4 separate regions of the Homo sapiens genome follow, and regions 2, 3 and 4 are each linked to region 1. Evidence: read pairs that join two places in POLR2A ChIA-PET (ENCODE). Cell type or tissue: GM12878. All regions are shown on one strand.

The links. ChIA-PET counts read pairs that join two places held together with the same protein. Peaks named below come from ENCODE experiments on the same cell type or tissue, not always from the same donor. Only the 100,000 strongest peaks of a DNase experiment are listed, where the experiment ranks them.
Region 2: POLR2A ChIA-PET joins it to region 1 with 14 read pairs; 1 of 35 experiments calls an interaction of 5 or more read pairs at or near these places.
Region 3: POLR2A ChIA-PET joins it to region 1 with 5 read pairs; 2 of 35 experiments call an interaction of 5 or more read pairs at or near these places.
Region 4: POLR2A ChIA-PET joins it to region 1 with 8 read pairs; 3 of 35 experiments call an interaction of 5 or more read pairs at or near these places.

The regions. Positions count from the first base shown.
Region 1 is chr12:94,868,734-94,873,733 of GRCh38, reverse strand. No RefSeq gene overlaps it. Among named protein-coding and RNA genes, the nearest start is that of MIR492, 37 kb to the right of the region's middle. RefSeq lists silencers at 1-419, 480-599 and an enhancer at 2,714-2,783. In GM12878, a CTCF peak has its summit at 7 (motif pointing right); DNase peaks (open chromatin) are centred at 2,470 and 2,725; H3K4me3 peaks cover 4,330 bases; H3K27ac peaks cover 3,474 bases.
Region 2 is chr12:96,373,065-96,378,064 of GRCh38, reverse strand. The region is part of intron 1 of CDK17 (cyclin dependent kinase 17); the gene reads left to right. Among named protein-coding and RNA genes, the nearest start is that of CDK17, 25 kb to the left of the region's middle. In GM12878, no CTCF peak of the experiment used is centred here; a DNase peak (open chromatin) is centred at 2,089; H3K27ac peaks cover 368 bases.
Region 3 is chr12:94,740,997-94,745,996 of GRCh38, reverse strand. No RefSeq gene overlaps it. Among named protein-coding and RNA genes, the nearest start is that of MIR492, 91 kb to the left of the region's middle. In GM12878, no CTCF peak of the experiment used is centred here; no DNase peak of the experiment used is centred here.
Region 4 is chr12:94,683,097-94,688,096 of GRCh38, reverse strand. No RefSeq gene overlaps it. Among named protein-coding and RNA genes, the nearest start is that of TMCC3, 35 kb to the right of the region's middle. RefSeq lists an enhancer at 4,752-4,841. In GM12878, no CTCF peak of the experiment used is centred here; no DNase peak of the experiment used is centred here; H3K4me3 peaks cover 297 bases; H3K27ac peaks cover 497 bases.

The DNA of each region.
Region 1 (5,000 bases):
GAGCTCCCGGCCGGCCGAGCGTCGCCGCCGGCCCAGCCCTTCTCGCGCCCAAGTCGCCGAGCCCCGCCCGGACGGCCCAGACACCATGCGGAGGGTGAGTGCGCCGTCGCCCCGGGGTGCGGGGGCGGGGGCGTGCGCCGGGGTCCTCCCAGCGGGAATAGTGAGGGTGCGGCGGGGACGGACCTCGGCGGGGAGCGCGGTCGCCCCCGGGGGACTGAGGAGGGGAAGGGGCGCCGCGGGGACCCCGGGCCCGCACTCTTCGGGGCTGCGCTGGCACGTCGGAGCCCTGGGCCCGCGCTTGCGAGGTGGGCTGCGCCCGGCACTCCGCCCCACGCCTGCTGGCGAGCCCCTTCTCCGGCTCCCCTGACGCCCGCCTGGCTGCCAGAATTCTGCCCAAAGCCCCGGTCCTTCTTTGGGAGCCCGGGCAGCTCTGCTGGGCGTCGGTGGGGCTCCCTTGGCGCACACCCCAGAGACGGAGCCAGCCCCAGGTCCGGGCCAGGTGGGCGACAGGTCGAGGCCGGGGCTGGGGTTGGGGAGAGGAAGGATGCCTGCACTCCGGCATTTGGAAGGCGCGAGCCTCCTCCAGGCACGGCCCGCCGACGGCGCGCAGCTCCTGGCCTGGGGCGCCCTCGGGGGCTGCGGCTGCTGCTTTACCGGCAGGTGCCAGGGAGCCCGCGCTCACCCCCACCCTCCAGCCAAGGCTGCCTGTGGAAAAACGAAAAATAAACAGGCTCAGCTGCAGTGGCTCTTCCACCTCCAGGGACAGCTTGGGGGACTGGTGCTGCTTGTTGTTAGCCCCGGAGAGAGCGCAGGCCCTAGTGCAGCTCGTTCTTACTTGTCTGGGGAAGTTAATTGACACGAAGATGCTGGCGACTTTGTAAGTTACCAGACCCGTTTGTATTTTAACTTTGGAAATGGAAGGTGCTTTAATCAAATACAGGATCTCAGCATTAATATGTGTGGAAAAGCAGTAGAGGAAACTTAAGGAAATCCTATTGGGTACCCTCCACATTGTCCCAGAACTCCTAAGGCCACCCTGAAGACAGTTTACGCGCCAAGGAAGGGGTGGAGGGGTATTTTCTGAAGAGACAAGGCTGAGAAGAAATGGAAGAAAACCAAACCAAAACAAAACAAAACAAAAAAAAAGAAGAAAACAAAAACGGAATAAGACTCTCCCACCAGAGTCCATGCATTTCTCTAGGTTGGAACTTGAGGTTGGCTTGTTGTAAGGTACGTAGGCGCCTATTGCTTTGGTCATCTGAGTGGCCCTTTCAGAGATTTCCGCCTCTCAGCGGCTGGGCTGCTCCCAAGGGAACTCGGGCCCCTTTTGGCTGGTGGTACCAGAATTAAGTGTTCTGTGTGTGTGTGTTGAAGGGGGTGTCTTTGGAGGGAGTATAGAGCAAATGTGAATTGGCCCCAGCTGCCCCTGGAAAGTCTCTCAATGAGCTGACACGGAAATTTACCTGGCTTATACTTTTGGAGCTAGTCCAGACCTGCTCAGGTGTTTCTGGGGAGAACAGGATTCCAGCCAGGCTGGCCAGCTAGTTTGGCATGCAGCAGAAATGGAAACTGGCCGTGGTGAGGTTACTTGTTTGAACTCCAAATTCAGGGGTCAGCAACCTCCTTTTACTCTCAGTGCCTCAGGGTAATTAAAGAAAAGAGCCTGGATGGGATCCGTAGAAATGCGTGTTAGAGGGAGAATCACGATTTGGAGATGGAGGGCATTGACCAGAGTATCTTAACATGTGATCTGCCTACTACCTGCCTTAGGATGAAAGAGGTGGATGCTTGCTGCAAATGCAGATTCCTAGGCTTTGTTTCAAACCTAATGAGTTAGAATCTCTGAAACTGGAGCTTGGCAATCTGCATTTTAAATACTCAGCCCCCACCTCCATAAGACGTGTATTAAGCACCTACTATGTGCAGGCGCTGTTCTGAGCTCTAGGAATACTGTGAGGAACATGACATACAAAAGCCTTGTTCTCTTGGAGGCCGCATTCAAACTGAGAAATCAGATAATAAAGTAGTAAACAAAGGTACAAATAATGTAGTTTCAGATAGTGATGAGTGCTATGAGGAAAATAGAGCAGGATTTGTGCCCAGGTTTGCTGGACTCCAAAGCCCTGGCTCTTGACATTACACTCTGTTGCCTACAAACTTTTTGTTTCTGCCCCAGACCCTGTCTGGTTCTGGAGAAGCATATAATTTGGCAGTTTGGCAGATGCATGTGGCAGCCCTTCAACTGTGGCAGATCAGTAACTGCAGAGAGAGAGTGTGCAGACACACTATTATAATCAAAAGTAATTACTTTCCTTTGGTGTCCTTGAATGAAAGAGAAGGTGTGTAGGGAATGTACAGAGTAGGAGCACAGAAGATGCCCAGTATTTGGGTTGCTCTGAAGAGAGAAGCTGTGGTCTGAATGTTTGTTGTCCCCGCAGTTCATATGTTGAAATCCTAACCCTCAAGGTGATGGTATTAAGAGGTGGGTCTTTGGGAGGTGATCAGGTTACAAGGGCAGAACCTTATAAAGGAGGCCTCAGAGAGCTTCCTTGTCCCTTCCATGATGTGAGAAGACACTATCTCTGAACCAGAACTTGGGCCCTCACCAGACGCTGAATCTGCTGGGGCTGTGATCTTGGACTTTCCAGCCTCCTGAACTGTGAGAAATGCATTTTTGTTGTTTATAAGTCACCCAGTCTATGGGATTTGATTGTAGCAGCCCAAATGGACTCTGACAAACGGCTAATGTTGTGCATACCATGCTGTCCAGGGCTTTGAACACCAGAGAACCCCATGGTTGGGTCTTCTTTCACGTCTTCACATGGCTCCTTCCTATTTCCTTCATTATTTTTGAATCCAAAATGAACTCTTTCCATGCAAGCCAGGAGTTACAGAGGATTGGTTGCTTTAAAAAATTATTTGTGTTAGAAAAAGTTAGAAAGCAGTTGTGGGAGAATAATTATAATGGTAGCTACTTTTTTTTTTTTTTTTTTTTTTTTTGAGGCAGAGTTTTGCTCTGTCACCCAGGTGGCAGGACGGTGGCACCATCACGGCTCACTGCAGCCTCTACTTCCTGGGCTTAAGCGATCCTCCTGCCTCATTTTTTAATTTCCTGTAGAGACGAGATCTCACTATGTTGTCCAGGCTGGTAGCTACTATTTATTGATTATTTTCTTTGTGCCACGCATCTACTGGCTTCCTTCATTTTCATAACAACCTTTTAAGTTAAAAATTAATAGGTGATACATTTACATAGTATAAAATTTAAAAGCTATCAAAAGCTTACAATGAAAATAAGCCTTCCTATTCTGTTGCCCAGACAGCTAGTTCCCTTTCCTAGAAGCAATTGCTGTTAACTCATCTCTTCTGTCCCTCTAGAAATAATCTATGCATATATAAGCAGTTATATATTCATGCTTTTCATTTTTAAAAGCACAAATGGTAGCATATAAGTATACTCTTCTTCACCACGCATTTTTCTCTCATACAAGATTGGTATTTATAGATTTATGAAGTTCTCTTTATATATATATATATATATATATATATATTTTTTTTTTTTTTTGAGACAGAGTCTTGCTCTGTTTCCCAGGCTGAAGTGCAGTGGCGCAATCCTACCTCACTGCAGCCCCAACTTTCTGTGCTCAAGTGATCCTTCCACCTCTGCCTGTGGAGTAGCTGGTACTACAGGCACGTGCCATCACACCCGGCTAATTTTTTTTATTCGTAGAGATAGGGGTCTCACTCTGTTGCCCAGATTGGTCTTGAACTCTCCTTAGCTCAAGGAATCCTCCCATATCGGCCTCTCCAAGTGCTAGGATTACAGGTGTGGTGCCACTGCGCCCAGCCCCAAGTTCTCTTTATAGCTGTAAATGTGAATATGCAGGCATAACTCGAAGATGTTGCAGGTTTGATTCCAGACCATCCCAATAAAGTGAATATCTAAATAAAGTGAATCAAACAATTTTTTAGTTTCATAGTGCATATAAAAGTTATGTTCATACTACACTGTAGTCTATTAGTATGCAATTGCATTGTTTAAAAAAGCACACTGTATATATTTTATTTTATTTTATTTTGAGGTGGATTTTCGCTCTTATTGCCCAGGCTGGAGTGCAATGGCGCGATCTCGGCTCACTGCAATCTCCGCCTCCTGGGTTCAAGCAATTCTCCTGCCTCACCCTCCTGAGTAGCTAGGATTACAGGCATGCACCACCACACCTGGCTAATTTTGTATTTTCAGTAGAGATGGGGTTTCTCCACCTCGGTCAGGCTGGTCTCGAACTCCTAACCTCAGGCGATCCGCCCGCCTCGGCCTCCCAAAGTGCTGGGATTACAGGCGTGAGCCACCGCGCCTTGCGGCACACTGTATATATTTTAAATAAAAATACTTTATTGCTAAAAAATGCCAGCAATTGTCTGAGCTTTCAGTGAGTCATAATCTTTTTGCTGGTGGAGGGTCTTGCCTCAGTGTTGAAGGCTACTTACTGACTAGAGCGGGGTGGTTGCTGAAGGTTGGGGTGGCTGTGGCAATTTCTTAAAACAACAATGAAGTTTGCTGCAGTGATTGACTCTTCCTTTCATGAAAGATTTCTCTGTAGCATGTGATGTTGTTTGATAGCATTTTCCCTATAGTAGAACTTCTTTCAAAATTGGAGTCAATCCTCTCAAATCCTGCCTGTTATCAACTAAAGTTATGTAAAATTCTGATTCTTTGTTGTTATTTCAACAATGTCACAGCATCTTCACCAGGAGTAGTTTCATCTCAAGAACCACTTCTTTGCTCATTCATAAGAAACCTCATCCATTCAAATTTTATGAGATCGCAGCAATTCAGTCGCACCTTCAGGCTCCACTTCTAATTCTGGTTCTCTTGCTGTTTCCAGTGCAGTTCCTTCCTCCACTGAAGTCTTGAACCTCTCAAAGTCATTCATAAGAGTTGGACTCATCTTCCAGACTCCTGTTAATGTTGATATTGTAAATGTTCATATTAAGAATGT
Region 2 (5,000 bases), 1.5 Mb before region 1:
AAGGGAACTCTTTACTATTTTTCTGTAAATCTAAAACGATACTAAAAGTTCACTTTTAAAAAACTGCTTCTGGGCCGGGCGCAGTGGCTCACGCCTGTAATCCCAGCACTTTGGGAGGCCAAGGTGGGCGGATCACGAGGTCAGGAGATCAAGACCATCCTGGCTAACACGGTGAAACCCTGTCTCTACTAAAAATACAAAAAATTAGCTGGGCGTAGTGGCGGGCGCCTGTAGTCTCAGCTACTTGGGAGGCTGAGGCAGGAGAATGGCGTGAACCCGGGAGGGGGAGCTTGCAGTGAGCCGAGATCGCACCACTGCACTCCAGCCTGGGCGACAGAGCGAGACTCCATCTCAAAAAAAAAAAAAAAACGAAAAAAAAAAACTGCTTCTGTAATTCTGATGCTGCCAGATTGCCATTTTGTACTACCACCTAAATGTGCAACAGGCCTGTTTCCCATAACCTCAGCAACTGAATGTGTTGTCAGACTTTTTGAGTTTTGCATTTGATAGATGAGAACTGGTTTAACTCAGGTTATTGTATTTTTCTCATTATCAATGACATTGGACATTTTTTCATATGTTTAAGGGGCATTTTACGTTTTTTCCCTTCTTTGAATTCTCATGTCCTTTATTTTTCTCTTAGGTCATTGGTCTTTGTTTTCAGGAATTTTCTGTTGGGAGATTAGCCCTTTATTTGTGATGTGGGTTGCAAATATGTATATTTTAGATTATGTTTTTTCATGCATAACTTTCGACTTTTATATGGTGAAGTAATTTTTTCTTTTATGTTTTTGGATTTTGAAATATATTTAGAAAAGTCTTCACCATTCCAAGGTTATAAGGAAGTTCATCCACATTTTCTTCTAATACTTGTGGTTGTGTTTTTCACATTTGGATTTTAAAATTTGGATCCTTCAGTTCCTCTCAATCTTTGAGGCATTTTAAATGCTTACCCCTTGCTTTCTGGTTATACCTGCATCAGCATGGTTGTGGCCATATAGGTGATTCAGATGACTTATAGTAAAAGAAATACTTAGGCATTTACTCTCAGTAAGAAGTCTCAACTTTCTGATTACTGATCATGATTATTATAGTAAATGGAAACTCCTTTAGAGTTTCTTTTCACTGTTAAATTGTATATTTTGTAGTATTTTTTCTACTGATTATCAGTATTGTGGATTATTCATGTATCAATTGGTTTTTTCCTTATCCTGTTTCTTATAGGATTCCTTTTTAGATTATTAAACCTGTCTGTGATCTGTTTCTCATCTTCCTTAGAACTCCTACTGGTTTTATGGTCCTCTGATTACTAAACTCTATTTTATAATCTTCAGAAGTTTAATTAGTAGGCCAGTTTGCTGTTTTAACTCATTAAGAAACTGGCCAGTAGTGTCAGTGGATACTGCCTAATATAGGGTGATGATTTATCTTAACCTTTTATAACAGTATTAATATTTTCCCCACATTGCTTGTGATGAGACTAGTGTCACTGAACTGAGCTTGTAACAGACATTTGGGAAGCTGTCTGGTGGTACTGCGGAATTTTGGCTGCTGGAAAATACCACCAAAAATTATCTGTTGAGTATATTGCTTATAAGCATTTGTAGGGGGCCATGTGGGTGTTGATAAGAATGGCAAACCAGAAAGGAACATCAAAGTTGGAGTGTTTATTATTGATGTTTTGGAGTCTGGTTTAAGTATTTCAAAGCTTTATTAGAATTAGGTGAGGATCATGATATAATAGTTTGATTGGACAGACATACCAAGGTAAGAGTTTTGAGGTAAGCTTTTTCAGTGTCTTAGAAAGTGAACAATCATTTGCTACTATTTATTGAAAAATTGAATAGTCTGATGTTGGTTTATATGGGTTTTTTGGGAAGTTCCTGAAATGAACAATGAAGTTTTTTGTAGCTCTTATCTGCCTGAGCAGGAGTTTCCTGGAATAGCAAAGTCATGTTGTTGAAGACAGCTGTATAATGATAGTTAATATAGATTGTAAACTTGGTGTAGACAGTTTCAGTTCTCAGTGTCCATTTAGAACCACAAGAAACTTGAACATGTATTTATAAAAAGTCTGATTCTTAGGCTCATTTGCAAAGACAATGCATTCTCTTGGTGAATAGTTTGACTTTCAATTTTTCCCCTGGGGAATGAGGCCTGACTTTAACAATTAGGTGTCAGACATGCCCAAGTAGGCAGTTGGATAGGTGAGTCTGCAGCTTAATAAAGAGGTCAGGATCACTGTAATACCAGCAGTTTGGGAGGCCAAGGCAGGTGGATCACCTGAGGTCAGGAGTTTGAGACCAGCCGGGCCAACATCGTGAAACCCCATCTCTACTAAAAATACAAAAAATTACCCAGGCGTGGTGGTGGGTGCCTGTAATCCCAGCTACTCAGGAGGCTGAGGCAGGAGAATCACTTGAACCCAGGATGCGGAGGTTGCAGTGAGCTGAGCCCAGGATGCGGAGGTTGCAGTGAGCTGAGATCGCGCCATTGTACTCCAGCCTAGGCAACAAGAGCAAAACTCTGTCTCAAAAAAAAAAAAAAAAAAAAAGGTTAGGATCAGAGATGGAAATTTGGGAGTCACTGTGTGTAGATGTTGTCCACCCAGAATGAGCTTGCCTAAGGAGGAAACATAGAAGAAAAATGCTTGTGCCAGGACTTAGGCCACACTGGTGTGTGTGTATGTGTGGCTGAGGGTGGGGTAAAGGGGTGGAATAAATCTGCAGAGGAGTGGCCAGAGAGGTTGGAAGAAAACCAAGATATTGTTATAGAGAAGCCAAGGAAAATGTGTTTAGGATAATGAAGGACTGGTCAAACTCCTATAATTATAGGCAAGGAGCAGTGAAGATAACTGGTGTAGGTTAGTTCAGGAAATTTCTACCTGAAAGCTCTATGTTTAACTCATTTTTGTGTACATATGTATACACACAGGCACACTGTATGGGTTAGGGAAAGGGTCATCATATAATTGTGGATGGTGGAGATGGTTTGAAGTAGACATTGGGGAGAGTAGGAGACCAAGTGCAGCAGAGAAATATAGTAAGATTATTGGCCAGTGTTGAGGCCCATTTAGGTTCGCTGATCAAACTGTTCTGTTGTGTGACTGTTCAGCAGTGCTGAGATGAACTGGTGCTGATGTGGAGAAAGTCTTAGGTGGATTAGGATTGGGATGGACAAGAATATATTTGTGCATTACAGTAGATCCAAGTATATGTACCTTTCTGCCTTTGGAGTGGCTGTAGCATTGTGTTGTTTCATTTATTTCTGATGGGCTCTTCTCATGACCTCACTTGCTTGAAAGCTTACTGCTTGACTGGTATTCAGCCCATCTGAACTTACTTTACTTCTGTGGAGAAGTAAATTAGTTCCCCCCTTTTCCTGGTTTCCACAGAGTCTTGAGATCTCTGATGTTGCTTCTTAGGAAGAAGGGGCATTTGACTAAATTTATAAAGGAAGTATAAGAATTTGCCAAGAGGTCAGAGAATGGGATGAAGGGGAAGGGGTTAATTGTTCCTGGTAGAGGGATATGCTTGTGCAAAGTTAAGAGGCCTGAGCAAAACACCTTAAGGGAATAGAAGCTACAAATAATTTCTTTGAGGCAATGAAGCACTCACTGTGTATCTCTGGAGATGGAGCTGAAAAGTAGTGGGGTCAGAACACAAAGTTCTTGTAAGGCTAGGTGAAGAATGACCTGTTGGCCCCAGAGATTAATTTTTACTTAACAATTTTTCTACGCATGTACAAAATAACGGCTGTTCACAGAACTATTCAGTTCATGACATTCTTCACCTAAGAATTGCCTAGTGGGAAAATGTGTTTGCAGATTAGTTATCTGAATTTGATAATATTTTCATAGAAATAATTTTACCAATTTGGCTGCCGTGTTGCTCCATGAAAGTTACTTAATTTCTCATTTTGGCTGTTAATGGGGAAAGAGGGTTAGTGATATGTAGCTTGCAATTTTATATACAGAACATAAATCAGATGTTCATAATTTGGGAGTATACAGTGGCAAAAATAGTATATGTTAAATGCTTACTGTGTGCTAGGTACAATACATGCATTCTGATTTAGATCTCACATCCTTTTGGAGTAATTGTTTTTTGTTTTTTTGAGACGGAGTCTTGCTCTGTCGCCCAGGGTGGAGTGGTCTTCGCTCTGTCGCCCAGGGTGGAGTGCAATGGCGCGATCTTGGCTCACTGCCACCTCCACCTCTCAGGTTCAAGCGATTCTCCTGCCCCAGCCTCCTAAGTAGCTGGGACTACAGGGGCACACCACCACGCCCAGCTAATTTTTGTATTTTTAGTAGAGACAGGGTTTCACCATCTTGGTCAGGCTGGTTTTGATCTCCTGACCTTGTGATCTGTCCGCCTTGGCCTCCCAAAGTGCTGGGATTACAGGCGTGAGTCACTGTGCCCAGCCATTGAGGTAATTGTTAATTCTTTTCTCTCTCTCTCTTTTCTTCTGAGATGGAGTTTTGCTCTTGTCACCTAGGCTGGGGTGCAATGGCGCAATCTCGGCTCACTGCAACCTCTGCCTCCCAGGTTCAAAGTGATTCCCCTGCCTCAGCCTCCCTAGTAGCTGCAATTACAGGTGCCTGCCACCACGCCCGGCTAATTTTTTGTATTTTTAGTAGAGACGGGGTTTCGCCATGTTGGCCAGGCTGATATCCAACTCTTGACCTCAGGTTATCCGCCTGCCTAGGCCTCCCAAAGTGCTGGGATTACAGGCACTTTGGGAGCCACCGCAGCTGGCCTGTTAATTGCCTTCTCTGAAGAGAAAACTAAATGCAGTTTTCTCAGTGTCATACTTCTCACTGTCTCTCTAGTGTTTAAATGAAGGAATCAGGATTTGAACCTAGGTTAGGCTTACCCTAGGACTTATTCTCAGTTTCTCTTAAAGAAAGTGAACTTCCTATGTGCTATAAACTCTTTATCACTAGTGCCAAAGTTGTGTGTACCATAATTAACATTTCACTGTAGGTGTTAATTAAATGT
Region 3 (5,000 bases), 130 kb after region 1:
TCAGTGGAGAGTTGGCTTAATGCAGTATAAGGGCGGCATACAAACAGGTTTGAAGTTGCTTGCTAAGAGAATCCAGGAAAATAAGTTATCTCTTTAAGTTTGTTCCACCTGAGTGAGCCAACGCCATCATGCTCATGTCCAGTGGAGTCATTAGCAGCGCCTTAAAGAAGAGAAGCAGGAGTGCCAGGAACTGCCTGGCTCCTGCTCACCCTGGATTTGCCAGGATTCCTGCCTTCTGCCCTCCCTGCGGGTCAGCCCCGTTCAGCTCCATTGCCATATGCACTGAGTAACTTTTCATCCTCTGCAGTCTCCTCATTGCCTTTCTCAGGCAGCAATTCATAGCTTATGTTGGCTTTTCTCTCCTTATTTTCAAAGCTTTCTCTGGGTGGAAAAAGCAGGATATTTGGAGTCAGTCTGGGTTTGAATCCTGACTTACCAGCTAGGAAATTTTACTTAAAAGTGGGGATCATGAACAAGTCTATAAATTTTTGTGTGATGAAGTCTTGTTTCCTGTGAAGCTGTTTATTTTCCACCATTAACGAAGGATGTTGTGTAGTCTCGGTGCATCTAGGAGGACAAAACTGGGAGTCTTGGGGATAAAGTTAAAATGAATTTAAAGCTAAAGTTCAATTGGGGCTCTGTTTGTTTTTTTAAATTGTGGCCGGAAATTAGCCTCTTTGAGGTTTTTCCAGATTTATTTTCATGAACAAGTTAAATTTCAAATTGTCAATATTCAAGAAAACATGACAATGTTGTTGTTTAATAATAATAAAAATAAAATGACTCCAAAAAAATGGGGATCACTAATAACCTTGTCCTAAGACTACTGAGTTTGAGATATTATAAGTGCAAAATGGTGCATCTGTAGCTGCTTTAAGCCTTCATTAGCTCCCCTTTGCCCATGGAATAAAATCCAAGCCCTCTTAGATTAAAACTCGGGGTCCTCAGTCCCTCCCCTTGTCTTCCTTCCCACCCCCATTACCTCCCGCCCAATACCCCGGCTCCAGGCCACCTCTCACCTCCCTGCATCTGCTTTACACCGGCCCTTTGCTCAGCTAAAGGGTTGTTCGTTGTTTAAGACTCAACTGAGCAAAAGAAGCCGGGACAAAAGTGTACATCAGAAGATTCTGTTTTTATGAAGTCCAAGAACACACAAAACTAATCTGTAATGAAAGAATTCAGAAATCGGAGAAGGGGGAGGGATTGATAGGAAAGGGATATGCTGGAACTTTCTGGGGGTGATGGAAGTGTTTTAAACCTTGTTTTTGATGGTGGCTACACAAACATATGCAGTTGTTGAAACTTATGAAACTGAATACTTAACATCTGTGCATTTTGTTGTATATTAATAATACCTTTCAAAAAATAAGTCATGTACATAATCTTCTCCAGAAAGCTTTCCCAGGTGAAATTTAGCCTCTCTTTATGTCCCCAACTCCGTGCACTCATTTCTGTCCTTGCATTTAGTACACTGCATTGTAAGTGTCTCCTTTTTATGGGTTCTGTGCTCTTTTAGTCTGTAAGTTCCTGTAAGGATTCAGACACTTGCTACCTGTGGAACCTTGGGAATGCTGCTCAACCTTAACCTGTCTATGCCTAAGTTTCCTAATCTAAAAATGGGAAAATAATAGTGTTTCCTACATGGGGTTATTTTGATGATGAAATGAGGATATGTATGAAAGGACCCAGTATGTAGTAGGCACTCAGTAATTATTAATCCTGTAACAGGGCAGAAAATGTATTCACGTTACACTTAGTGCAAAGAAAGGATAGCTTTATTTCTATAGCTAGCCCAATCCTCATTTGAGCCCCTCTTTTCTCCTAAGCAGGATAGCAGAGGAAAACTAAGTTTTATTCCAGTCTGATAACTCTGTCTCATCTAACAATTTAAACACCTAATAAATTATTTTAGTAAGTATTGATGAGAACAAAATGCATATCACTCGTTTTCTTCAGGTTCACTAAGAGCTTTCTGCAGTACATTGATTTAGAAGGTAATGCACAGTTTGAACCATTTCTGATTCCAGAAAACAAACAAACGTGAAGAAACCCTACTGTCTCTTGGCAGTTTGCAAATAGGTCATTAGTATCAACCATTATTATGCAGGAAAAAAAAAGTGAGCAAACCTTTTGACCTGAGTGTGGAAAACAAGATCTTTCCCCTGATGTTCAGTATGAAGAATGCCCACTCAAGAGCTGGGGGCCTCAGGCAGGAAGAAGATTAATCATGTAGCACCTTCCACTGTGACTTGACTATGCTGCCTATTCCAGTGGACTCCAAACAAGTGTGCAGATTAATAATTCATGCTGGCAATGACTTTGACCTCCCTGAGTCGTCTCCCTGATTAGCCAAACATTTAGTCATGGCCATAGATAAAGAGTAATTAAAAACTAAGGTCTTCTTTCTAGCCATCTCTGCACCCAACTGTAGATAGATACATCCTGGCCTCTGGCTGAATGTCCTTAGGTTGAATCCTTTTCCTTTAGCTTCACCCTACTGCATTGATTATTTCCTGTTCTGATTGCCAATCTGCAGTGACGTGTTCAAACCATGCCTGTGGGTACAGGAAGGTTACCTGGTGTGGGCTGAGAGTTGTGGTCATGGCCCTCCGCCTATCCAGATTCATTCAGATTCTGTACCAGCCTCTGAGGAGTGTGTGGGTGTCAGATAGGCCGGGTATCTTATGTGCCACAGGCTTGGACAGATCTCTGAACCTTCCTGAACCTCAGCTCCCTGGGCCTCCAAACCCAGACCAATAGTTTCTGCCCTGCCTGCCTCACAGGGGAGGAAGTGACAATACTTGGTAAATGTTTACAGTTGAAAACACATTTAAATGTAAATTGTTTTTGAAAGGGCAGATACTGTGTGATATCACTTATATAAGGTACCTGAGAGGAATAAAATTCACAGAGACAAAAAGTAGACTGGTGATTGCAGGGCCTGAGGAGATGGGCTAGAGAGTTGTTGTTTCAAGTTGTTGTTTAATGGGTACAGAATTTCAGTTTGGGATGATGGCTGTGTATCAGTGTAATACCACTGAACTGTACACTTAAAAATGGTGCACATGGGCTGGGCGCGGAGGCTCACGCCTGTAATCCCAACACTTTGAGAGGCCGAGGTGGGTGGATCACGAGGTCACGAGTTCAAGACCAGCCTGGCTAAGATGGTGAAACCCCATCTCTACTAAAAATACAAAAATGAGCTGGGCGCGGTGGCAGGCGCCTGTAATCCTAGCTACTCGGGGCAGGAGAATCGCTTGAACCCGGGCAGCAGAGGTTGAGTGAGCCGAAATCGCACTGTTGCACGCCAGCCTGGGCAATAGAGTGAGACTCCGTCTCAAAAAAAAAAAAAAAGAAAAAGAAAAAGAAAAAGGTTCACATAAGCTGGATGTGGTGGCGTGCACCTATAGTCCCAGCTACTCTGGAGGCTAGGGCAAGAGAATCGCTTATGCCTGGGAGTTCAAGGCAACATAGGGAGACCCATCCCTTTTAAAAAATGGTTTAAATTGTGGTGTATATTTTACTATAATTTTTAAAAAATGTTAGTCGTCGGCTGGGCGCGGTGGCTCACGCCTGTAATCCCAGCACTTTGGGAGGCCGAGGCGGGCGGATCACAAGGTCAGGAGATCGAGACCATCTTGGCTAACACGGTGAAACCCCGTCTCTACTAAAAATACAAAAAATTAGCCGGGCGCGGTGGCGGGCACCTGTAGTCCCAGCTACTCGGGAGGCTGAGGCAGGAGAATGGCGTGAACCTGGGAGGCGGAGCTTGCAGTGAGCCGAGATTGCGCCACTGCAATCCGGCCTGGGCTGAAGAGCGGGACTCCGTCTCAAAAAAAAAAAAAAAAAAAAATGTTAGTCGTCTTAATGTTCCCATACCTGCAAGTCTTCACAAGCTAACCCCGAATAGCATCCTTCCTGCCACTCCTGGTCCTTAGAATAGGATGCCAAACCCTCAGTCTCCTATGGCTTTCCCTCCTCTGAATGCACTGGTTGAATGGAGATGTTTGAGATGATCAAGTCTGTATTGAGCCCTGCCTTGGGTCAGGCACAGGACATACAAAGATCAATAGATGCAGTGCCTCAGGTCTGGTGTGGGATGCAGACCAGTCAACGGGGCATTTTGATACAGTGTGGGAGAGGCTGTGATGGGGTGGCCAGATTCTGTGGGAGGGCAGGAAGGCTTCCTAGGGTCCTGAAAGGCATATTGGAGTTAACCAGACCAGGAAACTGTCAGAGGCACAGCCGCTGCCTCCATTTCCCTAATGCTCCATTTACTCTCATCTCTGCCTTTGCTGGTGCTCTTCCTTTGGCTAGAATCCACCCTTTCCTTTCTTTCCCCATTAAAAACCCCCTCATCCTTAAAGTGCCAGCTGAAGTGCTGCCTCCCTTCTGGAGGCATTCCCTCCGCCCAGCTGGAATGACTCTCCCCTGCTCCTGAGCTCCCACAGCCCCCTCTTAGGTCCCCATTCAGCACATGTTTCATTCTGTCAGGTAATCCAGCTCTTTATATTTCTGTCTCTCTTGTTGGATGAATTTTGGGACTTTTATAGTTCCAAGTAAGAAAAACCAACAGGAACCAGCTGCAGCATAAAAGAGTCATTTATCAGAATACAGGGTGTCTTCCCTGGACCAAGATTGTTCCTGGCTGTCCCTGCTCATCTTTCCCCTTTCTCTGTCTGCTTCCAATCCACGTGGCAGAAGCAGGTGACATTCCACAAATTCCAGGTCTGGCCCACTTTTACCTTTCAAGAGCTCAGCCCAGGGAAGGTTTCGATGCTACTTGGGTCATTGATCACCCCTTGACCAATTAACTGTGGCTAGGGAAGCAGGATCACATGTACACACGGTGGGGGGCAAAGCCCATGTGCCTTGGGGAAGAGAATCCCTTAAGTCAGCGTGAGCTGAGTTCTGTAGCATTGAGCACTGCAGACTACTCAGCCCTTATAGCCCTCTTCCCTGGCCTTCCCACCCTGCTCCCCACTCCACCTCCCCTGTGG
Region 4 (5,000 bases), 190 kb after region 1:
TGTAATCCCAGCAACTGGGAGGCTAGAGGAGGAGGATCGTTTGAGCCCAGGAGTTTGAAACCAGCCTGGGCAACATACCAAGACTCTGACTCTAAAAAAAGTTTTAAAAACAAATCATGATGGGATTGATCTTGTTGGTTTTGAAGGCTGAGAATGTATGTGTGTTGGAAGGGAGTGGGGAAGGGAAGGATAGTGTTGTGGTGATGAGTTGGGGGTGGCAGTTCTTGCCAGGATCTCTTAGAACTTTGTCACTTCCCAGTTACAAGTATATACAAGGAATACTTAGAAGAAAAGTAACACAAAAAAGGCACCAAAGTTCTCAGAGTAGTTCTATCAAGACGGTGGGATTAGGGACAGTGTTTCATCTCCTTTTCACTGTTTTCCCTTGAACTCCATCCAAGATCCTCACCAATGAACTCAGTTTAAAAATTCTACCGCCTCTTGCTTGTAATTTATTTATTTATTTTGTATTTAGAGACGTAATCTTGCTATGTTGCCCAGGTTGGCCTGCAGTACTCTTTTACAAGGTTCAAATTACTTTGTCTAGGATTTACTAAGGAAAAAACACACGTTAAAAACAACGATGACCACAAATAATATCCCTGCTGACGATGTTTCCCTGGGTGTTCTTAATGTGTTTTCACAGGATATCCCAGATAAAGCAAATGCCTTTCTGTCCTTGAATATGGTTAAGTACAATGCATCCTGCCACAGACTGTATTATATTTTTTTGGCCAGATCCAACCTCTCAGGTTCTTCCAGGAAATGTGTTTCTAAAAATTTCCAAAGCCGGTATAGAGAGTCCTTATGTGCCCAGATACACAGATTTGTAATTAGCAATAGCTAAAGGGTTGTTTTTCATGTTTTTGAGAAGTTATCTGAAGCTTCAAGGGCTATTAGAAGTCAAATTATTCTATATTTCCAGTTTGGTTATCAAATCTCTTTATTTTTATTAGACAAAGAGTGCAGTTACTCTCCTAACCATCATCCTTCCTTATCCCCAGCAGCACTACATGGTAATTAAACCTCCTGGTCCTACAAACTAAGACTATTTCGTAAATGTTTGTGGAAACTTGCCAATTTATTATTTACCTAACCCAGTAAATACCATAGAATATTTTTGAAATTTCCTATTACATCCTGCTTTAGGGCAAGTATATTGATTTTTCTCTAGGTTGTAAGTAGAACACTATTTTATCTAAAGAGACAGATGCAATGAATTTAACATAAATATAGGGAATATCATAATCACAGTGTATTTCTTGAATGAGTCAAAACAGAATTGAATGAATGTTTGATTAGTACTACAAAGACCCTCTTAATCTCCAGGCATTTCAAGAGACTGACCTGAGTCTTGAGTATGAAATCCTGCAGAAAAAGTAAGAACTACTTGAAACTAACAACATAGAAAACTGAACTGAATTCTTGAATGTGTCTAAAAGTGAGTACCTCTGTGAGCTCTGGCAATTTACTTAACCTCACTGGCCTTCAGTTTTATTGGCGGTTTAGTTACCCTCACTGGCCCTCAGTTTTGTCATCTGAAATATTAGATAAGTTGATGAAAACTATAGAGGTTTTTTGTTCTGTTTTGTTTGTTTGTTTGAGGCAGAGTTTTGCTCTTGTTGCCCAGGCTGGAGTGCAATGGCGCGATCTCAGCTCACCGCAACCTCTGCCTCCCAGGTTCAAGCGATTCTCCTGCTTCAGCCTCCCGAGTAGCTGGGATTACAGGCATGCGACACCACCCCCGGCTAATTTGTATTTTTAGTAGACACGGGGTTTCACCATGTTGGTCAGGCTGGTCTAGAACGCCCTACCTTGTGATCCACCTGCCTTGGCCTCCCAAAGTGCTGGGATTAATGCTGTGAGCCACTGTGCCTGGTCGAGTTATTGAGAGTATAAAGGGACTGTAGGGATTTTCTAATGTCTCTTTAAAGAAAGCAGGAGTGCTAACTCTTATTTTATTTCCTTTTCCATTATACTCTGCTGAACTTTCATTACTTCCAAATCAAAAAGTTGATAATTCTAACTTTAAAATTAGTTGTGGTGGCTCATGGCTGTAATCCCAGCACTTTGGAAGGCCAAGGCAGGTGGATCACGAGGTCAGGAGTTCAAGGCCAGCCTGGCCAATATGGTGAAACCCTGTTTCTACTAAAAATACAAAAATTAGCCAGGCATGGTGGTGTGCGCCTGTAATCCCAACTACTCGGGAGGCTGAGGCAGGAAAACCACTTGAACCTGGGAGGCAGAGGTTGCAGTGAGCCAAGATCGCGCCATTGCACTCCAGCCTGGGCGACAGAGCGATACTCAGTTTCAAAGAAAAAAAAGGTAGTTTCAAAATTGTGAAACCAGGCACAGTGGCTCATGCCTGTAATCGCAGCAGTTTGGGCGGCCAAGATGGGAGGATCCCCTGAGCTCAGGAGTTTGAGACCAACCTGGGCAACATGGCAAAATCCCATCTCTACCAAAAAAAAAAAAAAAAAAAAAAAAATGGCGTGGTGGTGTGTGCTTGTAGTCCCAGTTTTTCAGGAGGCTGAGGTAGGAGGATCACCTGAGCCCAGGAGGTCGAGGCTGCAGTGAGCCACTGCACTCTAGCTTGGAAAACAGAATGAGACCCTGTCTCAAAAACGAAACAAAACAAAATCGTGGTGACTTTGGAAGCAGAATCACACATGCCTGTCCACATTCCACATCCCAGGCCTACTGAGCCATCTCTGAGGATCTTTAGATCAACAATCCAACAATTGTGGTGATGGTTGCACAGCTCTGTGAATGTGGTAAAAACCACTGCATTGTACATTTTAAATAGGTGAACTGGATGGTATGCGAATTATATCTCAATAAAGCTAGGTCAGAATTCTTTTGTTGGAAGGTGATAATGTTACTGGAAAGGGGTCCCAATCCAGACCCCCAAGAGAGGATTCTTGGACCTTGTGCAAGAAAGAATTTGGGGTAAGTCCATGGAGTGAAACCAAGTTTATCAGAAAGAAAAGGAATAAAAGAATGGCTACTCCATAGGCAGAGCAGTGGCATGGGCTGTTCCACTGAGTATATGTATAGTTATTTTTTGATTATATGCTAAACAAGGGGTGGATTATTCATGAATTTTCCAGGAAAGGGGTGAGCAGTTTCAGGAACTGAGGGTTCCTCCCCATTTAGGCCATATAGAGTAACTTGCTAACATTCCATGGCATCTGTAAACTCATGGCACTGGTAGGAGTGTCTTTAGCATGCTGATGCATTATAATTAGTGTATAATGAACAGTGAGGACAACCAGAGGTCACTTTCATGGCCTTCTTGGTTTTGGTGAATTTTGGCCGGCTTCTTTACCACAACCTCTTATCAGCCGGGTCTGTGTGACCTGTAAATTGTGCCGACCTCCTATCTCATCCTGTGACTTAGAATTCCTAACCTCCTGGGAATGCAGCCCAGCAGGTCTCAGCCTCATTTTACCCAGCCCCTATTCAAGATGGAGTCGCTCTGGTTCAAATGCCTCTGACAATAGAAACCAACCCAAGCCAACTCAAGTGAGAAAAGAAAGTTCACAGCCCGTGTCACTGAAAAGTCCACACTAGATATCCAGGCATGACTGGACCCAGGTCTTAAGCATTCGCATTAAATCCTACACTGTCTCCACCTCTCAGCCCTCGTTCCTCTGCAGTAGCTTCACTCTCAGGAAGGCTTTCTCCACAGGTGGCCCCTGGCAGTTCTCAGCTTAAATATTTACCGATTTATCAACTCCAGCAGAAGCATCTCATTCAGCAAAAGTACCGGAATGAAGTGTCATGGATAGCTTGGGCCATATGACCATCCTATACTAATAAATGCTCACATAGCACTATGTGCCAATTCTATTCTTGTAACATCCCATTGATGGGGTTCAGAACACACTACCCCAATATATGGCAGTTTGGCATACTGCATATTTTAATCTGAAGGAATATGAGAAAATGCAGACACAGGAAGGTCTCTCTGACCTTTCCTCTACCCTTCCCTTCTGAAGCACATCATAAAATCTAGGACAGATTTTCTGAGCTTCCCTTGAAGAGGGTCATGAAACACTCATGTGAGAGTTGCTTTCCCTATATTCAAAGGGAAGGAGCATCCTTATCTCTGAAGACGATGGGACACAGAGAAGAATCCAAACAGGCCTTGCTAAGTTCCTCCAGGTCACTGCACTCACCTTGCACCCTTTGCCCTATCATATTTCTCCACCACCATCCTCTTCATCAACCTACTATGAAAAACACTCAGGTTTAATTGCTTCTCTATGGTTTCCTCTCTTTATGAAGGCTGCTGTGTCATGTAAAACATATTAAATAAATTTGTGTGCTTCTCTCTTATTAATTTGGCTTTTATTACAGGAGCACTAGCCAAGACACCTAAGATGGATAGAAGAAAATATATTTTTCCCCCTACAGCACTTTATAGATGAAAAACTTAAAACTTGAGGCACACAGAAGTTAAGTAACTTGCTCAGGTTCACACAGTAGTAAGTATTGGAGCTGGGGATTTGAAACTCAGGAAGTCTCTGCCTTTAGAGTCTGTGGTTTTATTGGTCTTTAATGCTATGCTGGAGCCAAGGGAAAGAAATGTTCAGACTGGCCAGTGCTGGAGCAGATTCTATATTTACAACCTCATTCTCTCCTGACATCCTGTATTCTAGACCCTTGAGGGATGGATGTGTGTCATATCAGATATTAGTGAATTTTAGAAAGCAGGTTTGTGAGCACCTTCTGCTTCAGAGACTGCAGCTGTTTCTGCATCATATTCATCATTGCCAATGTCAGCCTGACTGTAGCCATTTGAAAAGAAGCCTCAGAGCTTGTAATAAAGCAAAACTGAGGCTTCCTGGCCCCAGAATCAGGACCATGTCAAGATTCTGGCCTCTCTTAAAGAAAATTATTACCAGTACACAGCCTTGGGAAGAAACAATAAAGTAACTGGTGCTTCATCAGCAATGAGAAGTAAAATGAGACTAGCCGGGTGCAGTGGCTCACGC